2 separate regions of the Homo sapiens genome follow, and region 1 is linked to region 2. A link is a contact called in ENCODE Hi-C or POLR2A ChIA-PET data. All regions are on one chromosome and are shown on one strand. The core of a region is the stretch at or near the end of the contact, and the rest is flanking DNA. Distances in the headings are between cores, read along the strand shown. Region 1 holds the start of SEPT5-GP1BB (SEPT5-GP1BB readthrough). Region 2 has its middle 53 kb from the start of LINC00895.

Region 1 (6,805 bases), core at 4,128-6,627, 98 kb after region 2:
ACTGGGCTGTCAGCCTCCATTGTGGTGGCCAGTATCTCAAAGCCTCACCTGGCAGAACTGGAGACGCGTCTGCTGACCGATGCCCTCATGACCCATTTTCCTGACTTCAGAAATGTCCCATGCAGACACTATGCCATCCAGCAGGCCTCCCAGCTAGACAGGGTGCAGCCTCGATGTGTCTGTGGAGGGACTCGGGCTGTCCCTGCACTCACAGTCATGGTGACCAAAGTCCCAGAGTAAGGGAGCAGATGCCGCTTCCCCCTTCCAGCCCAGGCATTTTACATGAGGCGCTGACCCAGGACCACCCTTGACTTCACTCTTCCAAGGAGTGGCTCCCAGTCCTATATATTCCATCAGCCTCCAGGCTGGCTGTCCCTTAAACACTGGTCTCCAATCTAACTGCATTTCTGTAAGTAATCTTTTGGGACAGACTTTTTTAAAAAAGATCATGTTTATGCCGTATTCCTCATCTTTCTTGTCTTCTATCTCCAGATTTGTTTTAAAACCTATTACTCCTGTATACATGTGCCTCCCACCCTTTGAGCTATGCCCTTGACCTGCTATGCACTTGTCTCAAGGCCAAGTTCAAACCCCCTAACCCAAGGCTGTCCAGAGCTGCCCTGCCACCTGAGCCATGGGGAGGGGCGCTGAGCTGGTGCCTTTCACAGGCTGCCTGCCTCCCCCTGGGCAGGGCTCCTGTCTCTCCTCCTTTGTCTCCACAAGCACAGGCTTGCATGGGTCAGCACGTGGTGAACAGCCAACCATCATTTTCCAATTCTTTCCAAAAAGTCCTGTCTATGCTCAGAAGTCCTGCCTGGCCCTTTGAGTGCCCCTACCCCCACACACACATTCTTTTTTTTTTTTTTTTTTTTTTTTTTTTGAGACGGAGTCTGGCTCTTTGGCTCAGGCTGGAGTGGAGTGCAGTGGTGCGATCTCGGCTCACTGCAACCTCCGCCTTCTGAGTTCAAGTGATTCTCCTGCCTCAGTCTCCTGAATAGCTGGGACTACAGGCATGTGCCACCATGCCTAGCTAATTTTTTGTATTTTTAATAGACGGGGTTTCACCGTGTTAGCCAGGATGGTCTTGATCTCCTGACCTCAACACACATTTCTTTATCGAAATTCCAAATTCTCCAAAGCTCAGAAACATAAAGGTTTTTCAAAACTCAGTGGCAAAGCTGGACCTGAACGATGCGCCATCACTTACTGTCTTTATTTCTTCCAGTTCACCTGAATACATATGTTTTGCCCCGAAAATATAAATGGGTCTGATTATGAGGAGCAGCCCCAGGTTCCAAAGAGGTGCCACATAATGTATGATGTATACAAAAAAGCCTGAGTTCCAAACACATCTTGGATGAGAGGTTGGGACTGTGGGGGATCCCTACACTGGTTAGAGTTCTAGACCCAGAGCAGGGTTATGGTCAACGGCGCTCTGGCCACAGAATGCAGCAGAGCAAGGACTGTGGAACAAAGACGCGGCTTACATGAATTTTTCACTTACCGTGCTGGGTGCTGGTGATTCAGAGATGGAAAGGCCCTAGCGACACCCCCCTCCACCCAGGGAGCCCACGGGCCAGCAGAGGGACCAAGGGGCACAGGACGGGTGGGGAGCAGAGGCGGATTCCCTGGCTGTGGAGGTACTGTCTATACGGGGTGCAGGAGACATCTCCATACAAGGGGGCCCTCACCTGGGGAGGTGGTGACCGCAAGCCTGACAGCCCCAAAGCCTTCAGAGATGCCGCCTGGGGACACTTTGGGAAAGTCCAGGCGGAGGACACCTGGGAATGTGATAGTGACACAAATGACCGGAGAGACTTGCTCTCAGTCACTGAGTCTGGCTGACTCACTGAAGATTAGGGCCTGAACTTCCCCCTCTGTAAATGGGGTGCAGGCCCTGGCCCTGCCTTCACAGTGCCCCTCGGTCCCCTACAAGCCTTCTCCGCAGGGTGGGATCGGGTCTGCCTGGAGCATCCCCACAGCCTATGGGTCAGCAGAGAAGCAGGCGCAGAGCTGGGGTGAGACGGTCAGGGCCGGTCCTGCCAGACACCTCAGATCACTCCTCTTCACAAATAATCCCATTTTACAGCCCAGGAAGAGAGAGGCCGGACCACTGCCCAAAAGCCTGTGGCCTACAGCCTGCCAGGTGCGTCTGCTCGCAGAGCAGGTCTGCGCAGCACCGAGCGGTCAGCAGGGGCAATGCTGGGCACTGGCCAGCCGCGCCAGGACCATCCCTGCTGACCTCGGCGGGGTGGGGCGGAGCGTGCAGGGTCTGGCCCGGAAAGCCAGGGCAGGCTTTAGAGAAGGGCCACCGGACGGATGGTCCGAGGACCGGCATGGACCCGGGTCCCAGCGAGGGCGGGGGGAGCGTAAGGCTGGGCCTGGGCTGCGGCACCGGGGAGGTGGCGGGGAGGAGGCCGGCAGGAACAGCCGTGCAGGGCGGGGGCGGCGCGGGTCTGGTCGGGTGACCCCGGGCGCGGCCAGGGCTGTAGGAGGCGAGGGCGTCGCCCCGAGGCCGTGGTCTCGGGTCCATGGTGGGGGACCTGGGTCCCCGCCCCCCCGGGCCGCCCTGGGTCGCGCGTGGGCGCGGCGGGCGCCGATTGGCTGCCGGGCGCGCGGGCGGAGCGGGCGGCGGCGGCGGCGGCGCGGAGGGGCCGCTCACCCCGCAGCCCGGCCTCGGCCTCCGCCGCTTGTCGTCGCGCCCCGCCCGCGAGCCCGCCCCGCACGTCCCCCGCCGGCGGCCACCATGAGCACAGGCCTGCGGTACAAGAGCAAGCTGGCGACCCCAGGTGAGCCCAGCGCCTGCCCGCGTGCCCGCGCGCGCCTTTGTCCCCGCCGCCCGCGCGCCTCTCACCGTGTCTCTCCGTCTCTCCCCCGCCCGCCGGCCCGGACCCGCTCGGAACCGGACCCGGACTCGACCCCGACCCCGACCCCGCAGAGGACAAGCAGGTACGTGCGCAGCGCCGCTCCCCCGCCGGGAGACCCGGCCGGCTGTCACCCATTGTGACACTAGCGCCTTGGGCGCCCAGGCGCGACCCCGCCCCCGCCGGCCCTCACCCAGCCCTGTCGCGATCACCGATTGTCAGCCGGGCAGTGCCGCCGCGCCTGGGGCTTCAGAGGAGAGGAGTGGGGGCCCTGGTCCCCGGACCCGCACAGCAGGGACCCTGCGCCCCTCCCCAGGATGGGGGGATGGGCAGAGTGTCCCCCTCCCACAGGGCCAGTGCCAGCATCTCCTGCTGACCTGGCCTGTAGGCCATGAGCTGGGGGTCCTGGGTGAGGCCATGGTCGTGGCAGGCCACGCTGGGGGAGGGGAGTCAGGCTCCATCAGCCAGCACAGTCCCTGAACAGCCCTACAGCAGAGGGCCTGTGGTCACCACCCACCTCCCCTGCACCTTCATGCCCCTTTCCCTCCCCATACACAAATTTGAGTGTTCAGGTCTGCAACAGGGACTCTTCCCCAGATTGGGAACCCCCAGGGTCTGGTCTGAGTCATTCTGGGTGCCCAGATGGGTCCTGGGACCCTGTGGGTACAAATAGGCTTGTGGCTTCTCAAAAGGGTTGGCCCCACCCTCCAGGAAAGCAAGACTGGACAGGAGGCTGGTCTAGGCACCTGGGTGAAACCCAGCCGAGCTCAGGGTTAAACAATGCTGTGAGGCCCCTGGGGTGGGGCGGGGGCTGACAACCAGGTGGGCTGGGGGGGCTGGGGAAAGCCTGCTGGTGTCCTCTCTGGCTTGAGCTCAGCCATCTTTGGAGGAAAAAAGAAGAGCCCAATTCTGGCACCAGGGTGGCACTGGCAGCCCCCATCAGGGATGGAGTTTCTCAGGAGCCATGGATGCTGAGTGGAACTCCAGAGTCCTGGCCCAGGGTGCAGCAGGCAGGGCAGGAGGGCGGGCAGGGGGGCCAGGAGCTGGGGGAGTCACTGGCTGACCAGTGCCATTCTCCTGGAAGGGACACACCCCACCCAGAGGTGGATGAGGCTCTCTGGGAGGGGCCCCTTGGGGAGCCAGGCTGGGAGCTGCCTCCCCATCACAGCAGGTCAGACAAAGCCTGAGATGCAGGGACACATGCGTCAGGCTACTGTTTGAGGGAAATGGAAGGAACTGAGGCTGGGAAAGCCAGGAGGCCAGGCCCCTGAGGCTTCTCCTGTGCCTGCAGGTGTCCCCAGCTTGACCCAAGGGCACTCTGAGACCCTGGGCTCCAGCCACTGCTGTTGGGTGCAGCCAGGTTCTCTTGCCCATTACTGCAGGGTGGGGACCCCCTCCTGCTGAGGTGCCCATCGTTTGAGGTCAACCGGGAGTCCACCTCACCCCATCCCAGGCCTCCCAGGCCTCCAAGCCCAGAGGAAGAAGGCACTGTGTGGCCAAGGAAGGGAGCCCCGGAGCAGGAGCCAGGCCAGGTGTCTGGGTGACCAGTGGGTCTGGGGGAGCTGGAAGCACATGGCAGCTTCCCTGCTACCACCGTTGCTGAGCCTCAGCCTGTCCAAGCATTCTTTTTGCTCTTTGAAAGGGGGCTGTAGAGGCATTGGGGGAGTTCCGTCACTACGCTCTGTGCCCCCACCTCCTCACAGGCAGCACCGGTGATCTCTTGGCCCTGGCTGCTGCTCCCAGAGCTGACTCGGGTGATTCTAAGAATGGAAGTGCCAGAGAGGCTCAGGCATTGGGAGGAGATGGGCGCAGCTGTGTCATATGGCTCAGGAAGCCCTGGGAGTATCTTTTGTCACTTGGGGACCAGAGAAAGGGGGTGGCAGGTACGGCCCCTTCCTTGAGGCTCCCCCAGGGAATCCACAGGCCCTGACTGGGCCCCAGTGGGTGGCAGGGCAGGTGGGTTGAACGCTGAGAGTGAGATTCTTGCCCTCCTGACCTGGGCCTCCCCAGAGGCTGTGCCTTACCAATGGGGAAACTGAGGCAGGCAGTCTGAGAGCCACACACTCTGTTAGACACCTCCTAGCCTGAGGCCTAGGCCCAGGGCTGTCTGTCTTCCTGGAGATGCCCTGGGCCTGAGATGCCAGCCTGTCTGGGTGGGTGCTGGGCTTCGAGGTGTGGACCCTCAGTTGGAAACTGGGTGGGACTCAGCCTAGAGGCTTCCTGCAGGTCAGGGCCATGGAAGGCTGGGGCCAGTGAGGAGGCTTTCTGGCAGCAAGGACTGAGGGATGCACTGGTAGAGCTGGGGGGCCTGGAGCTGCCCCCTTTCCCTGGGATGAAAGGCTCTCCTGTTCCCAGCTGTGGGCCTGCCCCTCCTCCCCAGGTGCCAGTGGTCCAGGCCCCACAACAGGACCAGGGCCTGGACAGGAAGTGGAGGAGGTCTCTCAGCCAGGAGAGCCTAAGGGAGGGCTGGTGGCGGGTGGGGTGGGGTGGGGTTGGGGCCTCCAGCTTCTAATGTTCTAATGTGCAGGGGCTTGGCCTGACCAGTCCTACCCTGGAACCTTTCCAGGCCCCATGTCCTGCTCCGCTGGGCTTGCCTGTTGGGATTCTACTGGGGTCATGGAGGTGGGTGGCCCACAGAGCGGAGCTCGGGAGACCCCCGCAGTCCCTGGAGTAGCCACATGGGAGGGAGGCCCGGCTGGCAGGAGCTCCCAGTCCCTCCAATCCTGTGGGTCAGAGCTGGTGAGGATGCTCAGAGGGCAAGGGAATGTCCACAGAAGCACGTGGGAGATGGGTCCCATCCCACCCCCACCCCTGTCTCTGAGGGCAGGGCCACCTGAGGGCTGCAGGGCAGCGCATGGGTGGCCGGCGTTTATTCAGCAGGCTGGCGGGGGCTTCCAAGTTTTGCAGGGACCTCCAGTACTCCGGCAGCCTGCACCCTTCCTTTCCCTTCCCTTCCCTTCTGTCCACCCTAAGCCTCCTAGGGGACAGGCAGGCTGGACTTCAGAAAAGGTGGGCTCTGCCCTCCTCCGGTCCCCCGAATGTCTTGGGAAAGAGTCCACCAAACACACATGCACACACCCGCGCACACGCACATACCCAATGCATGCACACACGTACACACACACGCATACACGCATGTATACACGCGCACACACGCAGGCATTACACACACACACATTACACACACACACCCGCACGGACGCGCACACACAAACGCGCGCACGCACGCACGCACGCACGGGGGAGGTCAGCCCCAAGCAGGGCTGGGGAGGGGTGCAGGGCGCGGCGTGTCTGTGGGCACTTGGGGCGTCGAGACGCCGCCGGGAGGTTTTCGGGCAAGTCTGCGAGAAGACGGCGGGCCCTGAACTGGGCGGGTACCCGCGCTGTTGCGCGTGGGTCCCGGGAGCGGCCTCCGGCGCCCTCTGGCGGGCGGAAGCCGCGCAGCACCTCTTGGGGGCGGGACGCGCGGTGGCTACCGACTCCCGGCCCGCCCCGGCCCGCGTGCAGGACCCGGTCGTCCCCTCCTGCTGTCCTGGAGCCCGGACTGAGGCCCCGGGGGCGCGGCAGGGCTCCCGGTCCACGCGAGCCATGGCCCGACCGCGCCTCGGCTCAGCCCTGCCCTCCGCAGCCGCTTTCGGGTGGCTCCGCCCGCGGCCCAATTTCCAGGCGACCGTTTCCCGGCGACGGCGGGCGGGGCCGTCTCTGCCGCCCCCCGCCGCGCGCTCCGCGGGCGCCTGCGACGCCCCGCCTCTGGCTCGGGTGCGGGAGCGGGGCCTGCCCGGACTGCGACGCCGCCACAGCTTGGGGCCAGTTCGCCCAGTCAGGGGGATGGCTCGGTCGGCCTCGGGGGTCGACGATCCCCCGGGTAGGCGACGTGCCCTGTCCAGGCCTCACTTCCCGCGTCCGCAAAACGGGGTGGACAACGCAGCCTAAGGCAGAGC
Region 2 (6,971 bases), core at 2,018-4,517:
GATTGGATTATTTGATTTTGTTGTTGTTGAGTTTTAAAAGTTTTTGTTGTTGTTGTGTGTTGTTGTTTTTTTTTTCTTGAGACAGAGTTTTGCTCTGTCACCCATGAAGGAAATAATGTATACAGTGGTCTATTTCCAAGACAAAGTGCATTGAATTGGCTTAGGTCAGCAAACTACAGAAGAAACAGGATATACCAGGCCCCTGCTTGGATAGCCAATGACTGCTTGTCGGCCTTCCCCTTCCCTCTCTTCTTGCCACGCCCCGCACCCCCACCCTCCCCACCCTTAGTTGCCTTCACCTGAACCAAAGAAATTCAGTCTAAGACGAAAGCTTACTAGTCTTCAAAATAGCTCGCTTTGTCTGTTCTTTTCAGCCTGCCCAGCTACTTAGGTCACAAGTCAAAAACTTGGAGAACCCCTGAGCTAACTAGGATTGCAATGCATTGTGGGCTGCAACAAAATGCAGCAAGATAACTGTAAAAAAAAAAAAAAAAAAACACCTACAGGCCCTACCTAACAATCAGAACAATCAGTAGGCGATGTCCGGGAAGGTTGTAGCCCCATAGTACTCACTTTATGAGGAACTGGGGGAGGGACCTGCACACTAGGGGATACATTGCCTATTGAAACTGTGCTGGCTGTGCCTGCCTATCAGGCAAGATCGTCATTAAAAGTCTCACTTTGGCTGTTCTCTGGGTCTCTGAGTCCATTCTTTGGGTTTGGATGAGTGAGTTTGTTTCTCACATCCAGGCTGGAGTACTGTGGCGCGATCTCAACTCACTGCAATCTCTGCCTCCCGGGTTCAAGCGTTTCTCCAGCTTCAGGCTCCCTGGTAGCTGGGATTACAGGCGCGCACCACCACGCTCAGCTAATTTTTGTATTTTTGGTAGAAATGGGTTTTCACCATGTTGGCCAGGCTGTTCTCGAACTCCTGACCTCAGGTGATCCACCCTCTTCGGCCTTCCAAAGTGCTGGGATTACAGGCGTGAGCCACCGTGCCCAGCCAAGAGTTCTTTCTATGTTGTGGCTGTTGATCCTCGTCAGATGTATGATTTGCCAATATTTTTTCTCATTCTGTCAGTTGCCATTACTCTGTTGACTGAGTCCTCTGATGAGCAGAAGTGTTAAGGTTTGATGTAGTCCCTGCGGTCTGGCTTTTGTTAAAAACGTGTTGGCAGGGGGAGGGAGGGGGTCAGAACCCTGCAGGAGGTTCTATTACTTCTGGTGATGCATTGCTGAGCTGGGGCGTTCTGTGATCAAATTTCACTGGCTTTTCTTGATTTCTTTCCAGCCTGAAACTCAGGTGTGGAGTTTATGAAAGTTCTTCATGCAAAAGTGAGTGTTGTCCCTGAGATTGCTAAAGCCGATGCCCTCACCTGAAGGAAAGGGAGCATAGCGTAGGAACGCTGGTTCCTGGATGTCTTTCTTTGGGGCCTATGTCATGGGGGGCAGAGTCAGGTTCTAATGTTGATTCTAAAAGAGAAGACCCCATTTGAGAGAGTAAGCATTGCTGGTTTGCTAAAAGTAAGAAAAGTTTCTACTCGTTAGAGAGACTGTCTCCTGCGGTTGCCTGGCCGCCCTTTGCACAGCCCGCGAAGGGCACGTGGGAATCCTGCTCCATTCCAGGTCCCGGGCCAGTAGCTCCAGGCCGCGCCAGGGTCGGTGCAGAGCGGCATTTCCCGCCCCCACACACCTTGACAGGCCAGGTAACAAGAGAGGCCTTTCTAGAAAGTCCCTGGAAAAGGCTCTTTCCTCCCAAACCGGCAGATTATGCTTTGTATGTCTGTTGTGGCAAGAACCTTTTCTTGTTTTCTTTCTCAAAGTGACAAATTGATGGCAGGGCAGATAAATCGTATTTTCTTTCCTTCTTTCTTTCTTTCTTTCTTTCTTTCTCTCTCTCTTTCTTTTTTTTTCTTGGTGACAGGGCAGATAAATCATATTTTCTTTCTTTCTCTTTCTTTTTTATTTTTCTTTTTGAGATGGAGTCTCGCTCTGTCACCCAGGCTGGAGTGCAGTGGCACGATCCTGGCTCACTGCATCCTCCGCCTCCTGGGTTCAAGCGATTCTCCTGCCTCAGCCTCCTGAGTAGCTGGGATTACAGGCATGCACCACCACGCCCAGCTAATTTTTGTATTTTTAGTAGAGATGGGGTTTCACCATGTTGGGCAGGATGGTCTTGAACTCCTGACCTCAGGTGATCCACCCACCTCAGCCTCCCAAAGTGCTGGGATTACAGGCATGAGCCACCATGCCCAGCCTTTTTTTCTTTTCTTTTCTTAATAGACAGGGTCTCACTTTCAGTCACTCAGGCTGGGGTGCAGAGTTTCAATCCTAGCTCACTGCAGCTTTGACCTCCTAGGCTCAGCTGATCCTCCTGCCTCAGCCTCCCAAAGTGCTGGGATGACAGGTGTGAGCCATTGTTCCCAGCTAAATAGTGCTTTTTCTTCTCTCTAACATTGAAATATAGAAAGTATGAAAAAGCCACTCATGGTCAAGCGGCATGTCCCTGCAGAGCTGTCAGCCACACTGCCTCCCAGAATCCAGGTTGGGGGTTTCCGATGCTGTCTGTTCCATGTGACCTCACAGCCTCCTGAACCAACTGATGGCCCCAAATGTTTATCCCCATTCCAGATGGCACCTGGTGGTACCTGAAAGTGACCTCTGGGCTGCGAGGTGCGTGGTAATGTCCCTGTGGCCCATCTCTAGATCGTGAAGAGGGTGATGTGAATCATAGCACACTCCAGGACATCACAGGGCCCCAGCACAATTGTGTATGCTGTGACTCCGTCACCCAACTACTTCGAGTCTTCAAAGACATTGAATTGCCATTGTTCTAATACTTATTTGCCTTTGGTTCCCACTCCTTCCTCCCCGTGGTGGGAAGAAAGTTGGGGAATGTGCACCCAGAAGATGTCGGGGCTGGATCAAGCCCCTTTTCAGTCACTGTCATTCATAGTTGAGATGTGAACTCTGCAAAGGCAGTGAGTACAGAACATTCTTGTTTCCAGTGCAAATCCACTGTGACCAGGAAGCTGTGCCTAGGTCTCTGACTCCAGCCACCCATACCTCCTCTCCCTGTACCCAGAGCCCTGGATGAAAGCATGAGTCTGGGATGCTGGGAAGAGGGCAGACAATGACAGCTCCCAGGCGCTGTGGACCAGGCAGGCTCTGTGTTGGGCTTTCCTGGCAGACGATGCTGTAGTTAGTTAATCCTCTCGAGGACATGTGAGATGAGGGTATCATTACCTTAGAGATGGAGGATCTGAGCCTCCAGCAGATAAGCAGCTGCCCCGCTGCAGAGAACTGAAAATGAAGCTAAGCTTGTTGGCTTTTCCCCACCAGCTGCCTCCCACTTCCTCCACCTGCTCTGTCTCTGCAGAAAACATCAAGAATGCAAATCCAGCCCCTTGGCCAGCTCATTTGCACACACACTCACCTCAGGGGTCTCTGGGGGTGTCTTGGATGCAGACCTCCATCCCTCACACCCTCACACCTGTCCGTCCAAGGGTCAGGCCATGCTGGAGTGCCTGGGCTGGCCTGATGGAGATGCTGCACCAGCTGAGTCATGGCGGGAAAACAGCCGGGAATCACCCAATATCTATTCCTTCCTTCCTTTCCATTTTCTTTTACAACAGCAAAATGATGCCAAGATTTTTCTGTGCTTCCCCTGTTATAGGCTGATTTATGGCCTCCCTCCCAAGTTCCTATGTTGAACTCCTAACCACCCAGTCCCAACCCCATATGGCTGTATTTGGATAGATCTTTTTCTTTCTTTCTTTTTTGAGACGGAGTCTTGCTCTGTTGACCAGGCTGGAGTGCAGTGGTGCAATCTTAGCTCACTGCAACCTCTGCCACCTGGGTTCAAGAGATTCTTGTGCCTCAGCCTCCTAAGTAGCTGGGACTACAGGTGCGCACCACCACGCCTGGCTAATTTTTTGTATTTTTAGTAGAGACGGGATTTCACCAGGCTGGTCTTGAACTCCTGACCTCAAGTGATCTACCTGCCTCGGCCTCCCAAAGTGTTGGGATTACAGGCCTGAGCCACTGCACCTGGCTGAGAGAGGGTCTTTAAACAGGTAATTCATTCAAAATGAGGTCATGAGGGTGGGCCCTACTCTTGTATGACTGGTGTCCTATAAGAAAAGGAGACTAGGGCCTAGCAAGGTGGCTCCCAACAGTTTGGGAGGCCAAAGCAGGAGGATTGCTCAAGCCCAGATGTTCGAGACCAGCCTGAGCAACATGGTGAGACCCCCATCTCTACAAAAAATTTTAAAAATTAGCCAGGCATGGTGAGGTGCACCCGTAGTCCCAGCTACTTGGGAGCCTGGGAGGCTGAGGCAAGAGGATCGCTTGAGCACTAGGAATGTGGGGCTTCGGTGAGCCATGATTGTGCCACTGCACTCCAATCTGGGCAACACAGCAAGATCCTGTCTCTAAAACTAAATAAAGAAAGAAAAAGGAGAGGAGATTAGGACACAGGTATGCCCAGAGGGATGACCCTCTGAGGGCATGGCGAGAAGACGGCCATCGACAAGCCCGGGAGAAGGTCCCCGGAAGACATAACCCTGCCCACGCCTTGATCCCAGACTTCCGGCCCGCAGAATATAAGACAATAAAGGTCTGCGGTGAGGCCACCAGCCAGTGGCACTTTGTGATGGCAGCCCCGGGAGGCCAAAACAGCTGCCTGTTCCCCACGTCCCTCTCCCAGCAGAAGCGCATGGGCTGCTCTTGAGCCCCAGCTGCAGTCCATCACTGTCAGTGCTAATGCGAAGCTCCCCTAAGACTGACTTGACAATATTGGCGAGTGGGCTTGACCCACCAGCCTGCATCCGGTGCCGGTGAATGGGCACTTACGTTCCTTATTGAAACGCTACTTGTGGCCCTCTGCTTCCCGGAGCTCCTGGCAACAGCCCAACTTTATGTTCCAAATAGGAAAAGGCTGCTTGATTTAAAGACTCGGACTTCATTAGGCGTTACCTTGATTTATGGAAAAATAATACTGAATGGTTGCATAACAATGGCCCACTGCTCACCTACGTGTGGCCTGGGGTTAATAAAACCGGCACATTTGTCTCTCCCACGATGACGTCAACGTGTACCAGCCCTTCTCTTCCACATGGGAAACGTGTTATGTTGTTCCAATTGTACATTCACTTGGTGAAGGGTTGTGTTAAGTGATTCCAAAAATTGACTGTGTATATTTTCTCTAGGGAAGTTATTGTATATTATTTTAGCTGGGAACATCTCTCGCACACAATTACTAATCAGAAGTGAAAATCAGGATTTGTCCCCGGCCCACCTGGCGGATCTGATGCAGCGCCAGGGCAGCCCGTGAAGACGGGCGCTCTTCCTCCGTGACTCTGGGCCAGGCAGAAGGAGCCTTGGAGAGGCTGCAGGAGGAAGCCCGGCTTGAGGCCATTCCTGTTTTGTCTTGCTGGAATTCAAAGATATTTGTTAATCCTTTCCCCCCACTTGAGTTGAGAAGGCCTGGAATGAGGTTTCACAAGCTGTGCCCTGTAGAGCTCCTGGGGAAACTGGCTCGAAAGAATGACTTCTCGAGAGGGAAACTAATATTTGCTTATTTTCCCCCCACTAACTTCCCAAGGGAAGGCTAATCTTTAGAAACACAGAAACTTTGGAGGCCAATAAAATTGAGAGCAAGAGAAGCGAGATTGTTTCATTGTTGCCACCATGAAGGAGAGTTTGTTTTTACTGGATTTCTTTTTCCCTTCAGGAAGGCTCTGGTAAGAGTCCTGATAGATTATTCTCGCACCCCTGGTTCTGGCTTTCCCCCCATTGTTTCAATTGCCCTTTTAATCACCACGATCTCAGTCAAGGTCAAGGCTGCTGTTTCATGTACCCGTGCCCCGCCTGCCCTCCTCTGCCGCGGATTCCCATGGGGATGTGTGTGGCTGCATGACCACCCTTCCGTGTCACCAATCACACCGAGCAGCCCTGAAGCCAGCGTGGGGTGTCGGCAGGGTGGTGGCACTCGGCATTTCCCAGCCTCTTCTTGGATGCCTGGGGTCCTCTCTGCAGGGTTTGGTGAGGCCCTGCTGGGGTGAGAGCCCTTGGCAGCCCCAACTGTGTCTGATCACAGGCGAAGCATTTATGAGGCAGCTGGGTCCCATAACAGAAACAGGGAAACCAGAGGCAGAAGTGACATTACGAAGTGGCTTACGGCGCTGCTAAGTCAGGGTTGGGGTAGCAAAGCGTCATATAGGGAACTGAAATGCTTTTCAGCGCACAATAGCAGTGAACTGGATGGGAATCTTCGGGCCGAGAGAAGTCCAGGCAGAGGCGTTAAAAAGTTTAGGCAAGGAAAAGGAGTGAAGGGCTGGACCTGGTGGGGTGGGGTCCCATTCCCAGGAGAGTCGGCCCTGCCCCAGCAGCTTCCAGCTGGAGCCTTCAAGGACCTGGAGGGGGCAGGACCAACCCCTCCACCCTCCCTGCCCTTCACCCTCAAGTTCACCTGCAGGGCTGTCTTCTTGCTTACTAAGGCCTGGGAGAGTTTAATTCCAAAGCAGAGGATGATGACTGGAGAAACGGATGCCTGGTTGAGTCACTTCTGGGGGCTCAGCATTGGAATCCCTCTGTAACCTCCCAGAAGCAGAAGTGGTGGCGTCCAAGGCTGCCCAGGCCCCTCCAGTGATGAGGAGCCCAGACCCTACAACACGCCTTTGCCCCCTGCACACCCTTCCTGCTGACAGCCCCATCCCATGCTCCTCCCCATCTGACCCGTGTGTGTGTGTGTGTGTGTGTGTGTGTGTGTGTGTGTGTGTGTGCGCCCCCCACCCCCGCAGACCTCCCGAGACAGCTCTGGCAGCCCCACCTGCCAGGGGTCAAGTGCAATTCCTCTGGAAGTAGCATCTTTCACATGGAAACGTTCCTTTATTTTCAGTAGTTATGGTCGTCAGCGAGCCCTCTTAAAGGAGTCAGGTGTCCTGCTTTTGTTAAAATGACGTTGTCTC

What was found. A loop is a pair of places that touch in the nucleus more often than their neighbours do. ChIA-PET counts read pairs that join two places held with the same protein, here RNA polymerase II (POLR2A). Pooled maps may share reads with other maps.
Region 1: a loop to region 2 is called in a pooled map, with 2.9 times the contacts of the local background. The contact joins the promoter of SEPT5-GP1BB here to the enhancer-like site in region 2. A Hi-C loop is called at or near these places in 1 of 50 pooled maps. POLR2A ChIA-PET finds 5 or more read pairs at or near these places in 2 of 52 experiments (K562 and activated CD4-positive, alpha-beta T cell).

What each region holds. Positions count from the first base shown.
Region 1 is chr22:19,711,843-19,718,647 of GRCh38, forward strand. It overlaps SEPT5-GP1BB (SEPT5-GP1BB readthrough), which reads left to right and starts at 5,378. Exons shown (of 12, transcript NR_037611.1): 1 at 5,378-6,805. SEPTIN5 (septin 5) reads left to right here and starts at 2,661. Exons shown (of 12, transcript NM_002688.6): 1 at 2,661-2,789; 2 at 2,939-2,949. The coding sequence starts at 2,747. It overlaps LOC124905079 (a long non-coding RNA gene), which reads right to left and starts at 2,953. Exons shown (of 2, transcript XR_007068003.1): 1 at 2,855-2,953. RefSeq lists enhancers at 5,313-5,954, 5,955-6,595 and silencers at 6,011-6,430, 6,441-6,620, 6,597-6,767.
Region 2 is chr22:19,616,169-19,623,139 of GRCh38, forward strand. No RefSeq gene overlaps it. Among named protein-coding and RNA genes, the nearest start is that of LINC00895, 53 kb to the left of the region's middle. RefSeq lists enhancers at 984-1,563, 1,564-2,142, 4,163-4,924 and a silencer at 3,518-3,812. Within about 2 kb of position 3,268, at least 4 of the 41 ENCODE cell types and tissues checked have a DNase peak (open chromatin) inside an H3K27ac peak, as active enhancers do.